Regions from separate parts of the Homo sapiens genome. Here region 2 is linked to region 1. A link is a loop called in an ENCODE intact Hi-C map of the cell type or tissue named here. Cell type or tissue: Calu3. All regions are shown on one strand. Each heading gives the region's core, and the rest is flanking DNA. Links, peaks and the distances in the headings are about the cores only.

What was found. A loop is a pair of places that touch in the nucleus more often than their neighbours do. Peaks named below come from ENCODE experiments on the same cell type or tissue, not always from the same donor. Only the 100,000 strongest peaks of a DNase experiment are listed, where the experiment ranks them.
Region 2: a loop joins it to region 1, with 3 times the contacts of the local background. A loop is called at or near these places in 2 of 110 quality-filtered maps.

What each region holds. Positions count from the first base shown.
Region 1 is chr1:182,970,727-182,975,121 of GRCh38, forward strand. No RefSeq gene overlaps it. Among named protein-coding and RNA genes, the nearest start is that of SHCBP1L, 20 kb to the left of the region's middle. In Calu3, for the core only: no CTCF peak of the experiment used is centred there; DNase peaks (open chromatin) are centred at 2,285 and 2,856.
Region 2 is chr1:183,157,591-183,161,985 of GRCh38, forward strand. No RefSeq gene overlaps it. Among named protein-coding and RNA genes, the nearest start is that of LAMC1-AS1, 19 kb to the left of the region's middle. RefSeq lists an enhancer at 1,524-2,025. In Calu3, for the core only: no CTCF peak of the experiment used is centred there; a DNase peak (open chromatin) is centred at 2,561.

The sequences.
Region 1 (4,395 bases), core at 229-4,228:
CTTTATACTTTTTTTTTTGTTTGAGACGGAGTCTCGCTCTGTCGCACTGTCTGGAGTGCAGTGGCACAATATCGGCTCACTGCAACCTCCACCTCTCAGGCTCAAGCGATTCTTGTGCCTCAGCCTCCTGAGTAGCTGGAACTACAGGTGCGCGCCACCATACCTGGCTAATTCTTGTATTTTTAGTAGAGACGGGGTTTCACCAAGTTGGCCAGGCTGGTCTCGAACTCCTGACTTCAGGTGATCCGCCCTCCTGGGCCTCCCAAAGTGCTGAGATTACAGGCATGAGACACTGCACCCGGCCTATGATATACTTTTCAATAGGAATATCATAAAAACGGCTTAAGTCAACACTAAAATGTACTTTCTTAACAACCTCCACCTATCTGAGCTACCTGATGCCTATAGCACTAACTCTTGTAGCCAGGAGGTGGCTACTCCATTATGCTTGAGGCGTTTGTTCTGAGACTTTTTTATATCAGTTATTTTTAATATTGTGTCACCCACATCTAATTTGAAAACTAAAAAAGTTTAAGTGATTTAATCAATCAAGTGGTTCCAAGGCATTCAACTTAGTTCTCATAGAAACACTTTTCTTTCTTTTCACTTATATTTTATTTGCTTATATAATTTTAAAAATTAAATTTTGTAATTAGATAATGCAAATGGAAATGCCAAACTGAAATATTACCAATTAGGAAATCTATTCTTGGAGGCTACTTCTGCCTAATGTCACTGTGATATAATATGAAACACTGCATAACTCATGAGAGAGTGAAGGCTGTCCTACGTCAGTGTTGAAAGCCAGGTTAGCTCAACAAATGTGTTTTGCTTATCACTAGAGAAATTGAAGATGAACTGAGGAACCCAAAGCAGTTCAGGCCTTTAATTGAAAACTGACAGTTACAGCAGAGGAATGAAAAGTCCCAACCCACACAAGAGTTTGGTATCTAAATGATAGCAAGATTAAGTTAAAAATGACAAGCTGTTGCGGGGGTTTGTTCTTCTTTTTTTAATCTGAGGTCTTAGGGGTTTTAAACATTAAATCAGTCTGCTTATAAATCTTGCCGTAAAATGGGCTGGGATGAATTCAAGACACTATAAGACATGAACAGTATCTTCAAATGGCATATTTTAGATAAACCTATCACTTATCTTTTCAGCATTCAGAATTCAACCGAAGTCCTCCCATACACAGCAGTACCCTATAAACAAAGGTGCAGAGTCTAAGACAAATAGGGAGGATCAATGCCCCTTGGAAGTTCCTTCTAACAAGACAGTAAATATGGTCAAACAGTGGAGAAGGGCTGTGGTATTTTTCAGATATAGGCTAAATTCATCATGGTTCATTTCCAGTCCGCTCTTACTCAGTATGAAATGTTTCAGTTCACAAGAAGGTGTGAGGAGGAGTCTCAGTTTACTTAACTCGCAACTGTAGTTTTGGAAAAAAGATAAAGTTTAAAAGTTATTTTTCTCATTCTAAAGTTTATTTTTGGTTTTTAAGGACTCCGTGGTTTCTAAGGACATTGGGGCAAGGCATGCTTATTTTTTTATTTTTTATTTTTTGCCATGAAGTTACAGGATAGCTTACAATTACAGTAACTAGCTGGTGGTTTTTAAGAAGACATGGAATAGGGTTGCCTTTGTCAGTACGCTATTAGAAATAGACTGTTAATCAACCACTGCTCAGAGTCTGATGTTTAACTTCTTGAAGTAAACATTTGAGGTCACAGCAGTCCCTCCTTGTAAGTTTTATGCATTACTTCAGTTGGAGAGGTAAAGGCATTAAAACAGTTAACTACACATTTGATCAATGAACCAGTCTCCCATGTTTGATTTAAGGCTTGAAAGTGAATTAAACTTATGAATAAAATCAGGCTCTTAGATTCTAAACTATAAGTTCATAATAATTTCATTAAAATGTTTATAACTTTCAGAATTTCAATATGAAACCATGCTTTTTTGACATTAAAAAGTTTGCATCAGAAAGTAAAACCTTTAAAAGATTTATAAAACATTTTAAATTTGTTTGTTAAATTTCTATCAAACAGTAGGAATCTAAACATTCTAATAGTTGCTACACTTCTGGAAATAATTACCTGAAAGGAGATTAACATTGCTCAACTAGTTAGTGGCCCAGATCTCTGCTATTGTTTGTTAGTGAAGGGGCTATTCATTCATAAAGCTGGACCCACCCAACCGAACAAAGAGACCCTTGGTGGCTGTTCAGGTGGACTCTAAGCCAAGAAAAAGGAATTGCTTCATTTCCTCAAGACTAAACTTTTGATCAGCGCTGTGCGGTCAGGCTAAGAACTTAGATGGAATTTTAAACAAGGCATTGACGGCATTTCGGAAGCCACCATCAAACATCCTCCAATTAAGGAAGCAACGTAACAAGGTAAATTGAACCAGACAGGAATTTATTAAGGAAATTCACCTCTATTACCACAAAACACATCTCCTGCCAAGTCCAATGAATATTTCACAGATAATAATCAATTATTGACTCTGGCACATCTCTGAATGTGATGTGGGTCTTACTTACAAGTGTGACGTTTTAGTAACCAAAATGGGATTAAGTTTTCAAAATGCTGGGTAAATGTAGCGAAAAGACTGACAAGGCTTCTGCTCCAATGGGGTTTATGTTCTAATGGAGGAGGCAGACTGTAAACAACTTTTTCAAATATATTTTTACAAATGTGATTACTGTTTTGAAGGGAATACAAAAGTTGCTGAGACAGAAAATAACTCAGGGGAACTAAATAAATAGGGTGGTCCGAGAAGTTCTCTCTGGGTTGGGGACTTTTAATTAAGACCTGAAAGATGAAAAGAGGCCATCCATGGGAACGCTGGCAGGAGGAGCATTGTAGGCAGAGGCAGTGCAAGTACAAAGGCCCTGCAAGGCAAAGGGCTTGCCATATTATGGAAGGACTGACAGTAGCCCTGTACAGCCACGGCGTCAGACCCTGGGAAAGGTGGCACGTAGTGAGGTTAGAGAGGCAGATGGGGACAGATCACGTAGAGCAGCTTTTCTCAAACATGTTTGACCATGGCTCATAGTAGGAAGTATATTTTATGTCTCACCCACTACTCAAATAAAACAAAATGTTTACTTAGAAAATCCTACCCTTACAATGTGTAATGCCTATGATATTTTCTATTCATTTTAAAATACTAATCAATATCCACTAAATTCATTTCTTCACCAACGAATGGACTTTTGCAAAAGCATCGATAAGAGTCTGGGAAACTTTTGGAAGTCTTTTTTTATTTTTATTTTTATTTTTTAAAATTTTTATTTATTTATTTATTTTGAGACGGAGTCTCCTTCTTTCGCTGAGGCTGGAGTGAAGTGGTGCGATCTCGGCTCAATGCAACCTCCATCCCCTGGGTTCAGGCAATTCTACTGCCTCAGCCTTCCCAGTAGCTGGATTACAGGTGCCCGCCACCATGCCTGGCTAATTTTTTTGTTTTTAGTAGAGGCAGGGTTTCTCCATGTTGGCCACGCTGGTCTCGAACTCCTCACCTCAGGTGATCTACCTGCCTTGGCCTCCCAAAGTGCTAGGATTACAGGCGTGAGCCACTGCGCCCAGCCAGAAATCTTTAAGGAAGGGAGAGCTTGATTGATAAATGGAAACTTCATTTTAGTCACTATAGAAAGATTGGATTTAAGGATAACAAAAATAAAAGTGGAAGGATCTGTTACGGTATCATTGCCAAAGCTCAGGTGAAAGTTAATAGCTCGAGCTATGTTGGTGGTAATCGAAGTGGAGAGACATTCAGATTCAGGATATATTTTAGAGGTAAAGCCAACAGGACACAGTGAGGAATTGACTGGGTAGTGGTGAAGGAAAGGAAGGCATCAAGAGTTAGTGCCAGGCTACTGGCTTCAGTAGCTGAGAGTATGATAGTGCTGTTTATTAGGAGACTAGAGTTAGCACTGGATGTATGATGAAAAATTTAAAATTCCATTTTAAACATGTTAAGTTTGAGATGACTCTGAGTCATCTGAGCAGTTAATTACACAAACAGAGTTCAGAGAAGAAAGCTGAGGGTCAATAGAATTAGGATCTGAAACAAACAAATGGTATTTGAAGTCGTGGTAATGATGCGTTCTCCTAGAGAAAGTGTGGATAAAGTTGGGAAAAGAAAGCACTCACTAAGTACTTTCAAGGAGCTCTGATTTTAAGAGGTAGGATAGAGAGGATTAAGAGAGCTGGTAAAATACAGTGAGGAGGAGCTGCCTTTAGAATGGGAGCTATGTCAGGGGTGTGGTGCCTGAGAACCACTGTAGTGGAATGTGAACCAAGGAGGGAAAGACTGCATTGAATACTGTTGAGGAACCAAGCATAAGGAGAACAGAACATTGCTCATCTGGCACTATAGAGGCCTTTG
Region 2 (4,395 bases), core at 230-4,229, 190 kb after region 1:
ACTACTGTATACCAAAAATAGAGGAAAATGTATTTTCATAAAATAGAAATACATGAGCATGTTAATTTAAAAATGCACAGGGAAATATATCTATATTTATGTCTATCTAATCAATGTGTATATAATGAATGTTCAAGACTGTTCATTATGAGAAGTCTTTCAAGGACAAATTGTATTTGTATGAAAGGGTATATTTTTAGCTGTGTTGGAGAGAATATAATCTAGAAAATGAGCTTGGGGACATTGATCCAGATATGAAAATGCATGGACAGAGATTCAGTGATATGCCACTGAGAAGTTGAGTTTTTCTGGTTTTCCTCTCATCCATTCCTCTCTGTGTATTGATGTCCTGGAGACCAAGCCCTGTGGTCTGTATTCCCAGAGAGAACTCATGCTCCCTATGCTCATTGTCCATGTTCTAGTTTTTGGCTGATCATGTTGGCCACTCTTGTAATGTGATGTTGTTCTCATAAAACCAGTGACGGCCAGGCACAGTGGCTCATGCCTGTAATCCCAGCACTTTGGGAGGCCAGGGCAGGTGGATCACCTGAGGTCAGGAGTTTGAGACCAGCCTGGCCAACATGGTGAAACCCCATCTCTACTAAAAATACAAAAAATTGGCCAGGCGTGGTGGCGGGCGCCTGTAGTCCCAGCTACTCGGGAGGTTGAGGCAGAAGAATCACTTGAGCCTGGGAGGTGGAGGTTGCAGTGAGCAGAGATTGTGCCACTGCACTCCAGCCTGGGCGGTAGAGTGAGACTCGGTCTCAAAAAACAAACAAACAAACAAAAAACCACACACACACAAAAACCAATGACAACATAGCAAGTTTTTGGTTATTTCAAGCTCTCGTTGCTTATTTGAGGCTTTAAAGTGCCTAGTCATTAATCAGGGCCCAGAGTATAAAGATCTTACCATGTTGACATCAAAAGCATACCAATGGTAGTCTACTGGTGTCTTACTAAATTCTAAGGAAGGTCTGTCAAAAACTATTGAGGGCTTTATTATGCTCTTGCACTGAGCTTTATGAGGGTTGAATAGGTAATAAGACCAAGTTTGTATTTGCACAGGATTGTGGACTGCAGAACATCTCCAAGAGTGGTGGTTCTCAAAGTGAAGCTCTGGGCCCAGCAACATCTGTCTTGCCCGGGAACCTCTTAGAAATGCATTGTCAAACCCCACCCTAGACCGACTGAATCAGACAGTAGGGGTGGAAGGATTCAGAACAGTCTGGGTTTAATAAGCCCCTCACCTAAGTGATTCATCACATCTAATATATCTAGTAACTAGTGTACTGGTTCTTAACAATTTTCCCCCTGGTGTTAGCTTTCACCATTTGTATATCCTATGTGTCTGCATGTTGAACTCAACCAGACATTATCTTTACTTTCAGCTGCCCTTGCTAGGAAACAGGTTGCAACCTCTTTGAATTAGGAAGAGAGAAGTTCAGAATGTGTCTGTGCTCATCACAGAGTTAGAAACAATGAATGTTAACTCTTCTCTGAGTTTCTTAAGAAACTGAGATACTCTAAGCATTGTATAAACATTGACTTGGTTAATTAATCAAGATGTTCCATCTATGGAAGACAAAAGCCTTCTGAAAAACTAGGTGGAGACTGATACGACTGATACTGATTTTTAAAAACTTAACATAAGTATTTTAGTTCCCCATCAGTTTCTCTACTTTTCACACGATTTTCTAAATGGCAATTTTTTTTTTTTTTTTTTTGAGATGGAGTCTCCCTCTGTCACCCAGGTTGGAGTGCAGTGGCCCGATCTCGGCTCACTGCAGCCTCTGCCTCCTGGGTTCCAGTGATTCTCCTGCTTCAGTCTCCCAGGCAGCCGGGATTACAGGCCTAAATGGCAATTTCTCTTCATAGATGTGAACAGGCTGAGAGATGGTGGAATGGGCTGGGCTTCCTGGGGTTCATCATTACTCTCTACTGCTAGGACTTGGCACGTTTGTTCTGCATGGTTCCATGAACATAAAATAAAAGCGAGCCAAGTCTTTTAATGTGGGAGATGCATTTGAAATCAGACAACCAGTAAATATACCAAAAGACATCAAAACAAGTTCAAGTAAACCTTAGGCCCTACTGAGTGGCAGCCACCGTTCATGGACAATTTAGGTGTGTGATCTCAGGTTAAATCTCTCAATCTTGCCTGTGTTTCCTGTAAATGGGAACAACACTACCTTATAAAGTACTTCACATAAATGGGTAAGTATATGAAACAATATACAAAATTTAGTATAGTCATGGCAAACAAAGTTTTTGTGGGGCCTGAAGCTTGTACAATTTGGGAGTCCTCTTTAAAAAAAAAAAAAGAATATAGGATTTCAAAAGCAAGCACAGGGCTGGGAAGGGGTCCCTGAGCCCTGCTCTCCTCGCACAGGAAATCCACCTTTGTGCAGTTACTCTGTTTATTTTAAGCCAGGGGAGAGCAGAGCAATTGCTTCCTTCATGTGGAGGTGTCCATCAGTGGCTCCGTCACTGGGCGTGTGCATGACTGTACTTCCCTCTGCCGCAGACACCTCAGCCACCGTCTAGCCAGGCAAACCTGTTTGGTGTGCTCACTGCATGATGAAGGCGGGTGTGGCTCCCAGTGGGAGTGTCCCGCCTCCAGAACATGGCCAGAGGCTACAGAATCAGACTTTTGCCAAAGGAAGAAAGAGCGCCTGAAGCATGTGTTCACCGGGCAACTATGAATGGCTTGACTGGGTGGAGCCTTCAGTATCTTTTTAGTTAAGCCTTTTAGTCTCAAAAATGGAAGAGGCAAAGCTCAATTCTTAAAGATCACTTCTTTTTTTTTTTTGAGGCGGAGTCTCGCTCGGTCGCCCAAGCTGGAGTGCAGTGGCACGATCTCGGCTCACTGCAAACTCCGCCTCCCGGGTTCACGCCTTTCTCCTGCCTCAGCCTCCCGAGTAGCTGGGACTACAGGCGCCCGCCACCGCGCCCAGCTAATTTTTTTGTGTGTTTTTAGTAGAGACGGGGTTTCACCGTGTTAGCCAGGATGCTCTCGATCTCCTGACCCCATGATCCGCCCATCTGGGCCTCCCAAAGTGCTGGGATTGCAGGCGTGAGCCACGGCGCCTGGCCAAGATCACTTCTTAAAAGAGAATTCCATCTGCCTCCACCCGCATCACATTGCATATCAGAAATGGTAGTTTTGGGGTTGCCCTCAGACCCGAGCCTGCTCCAAACAGAACACAAACTGAACAGCAAGAACATAGACCTCGACTTTTCAGCCAGGACTTGGTGCTAGCTTTATTTTTATGAAAACAAAACAAAACAGCAACAACAACCAAAACAATGCTATTTCATTGAGTTGAAAGATCTAAACTCTTTTTTTTTTTTTTTTTTTTTTTTGAGACTGAGTCTTGCTCTGTCGCTCAGGCTGGAGTGCAGTGGCGCAATCCCAGCCGACTGCAACCTCTGTCTCCCAGGTTCAAGTGATTCTCCTGCCTCAGCCTCCTGAGTAGCTGGGACTACAGGAACCCGCCACCATGCCTGGCTAATTTTTGTATTTTTAGTAGAGACGGGGTTTCACCGTGTTAGCCAGGATGGTCTCGATCTCCTGACCTCGTGATCGGCCCACCTTGGCCCCCCAAAATGCTGGGATTACCGGAGTGAGCCACCGCGCCCAGCCAGGGGAGAAAGTTCTATGAAGAAAAATAAAGCTGGGAAGGGAGAGAGAACATGTTTGGGGGTAGGGTGAGCTTACAAATTTATACAAGATGGTAGAGAAAGCCTCTTTAAGAAAATGGCATTTAATTGAAGACTGGACCCATGTAGATATCTAGAGAAAGCACATTCCAGGCAGAGGCACCAGCAAGGGAAAAGGTCCTGCAGTGGAAGTGGTCCCGTGGCTGGGGCTGTGTGAGAAGGAGGACAGTGAGACCCATGGGGTGGGAGGTGGGGCAGGACACATAGTATTGGCTCTTGAGGCCATTCCAAAGACTTTGGCTTTTACTCAGAATGAGATAGAATGCCACTGGATGCCTCTATAACAAGGAATGACATGACCTGAGTCACACTATAATAGGAGTTTCCTGGCAGTTGTGTTAAGGTAGACCAAAGTGGGACAAGGGCAAAAGTAGGGCGAGGAGATGGGATGCAATGACAATCATCCATGCAAAAGACAAGGGGGGGCTGGAATCAACGTGATTACAGTGGAGGTTGATGAGAAGTGATCCAATTCTGATTATGATCTGAAGGTAGAGTAAGACAGCAAGATTTTCTATGGAAGAAAAGAGTCAAGAATGACTTCAAGATTCTTGGACTGAACAAGGGTATGGAAGACTGAGGCAGAAGAGGTCTAGGGGGACAGAACATCAGGAGTTCAGCTCTGCATGTATTACATTGGTGATATTAATTACCCATCTAAATGGAGATTTC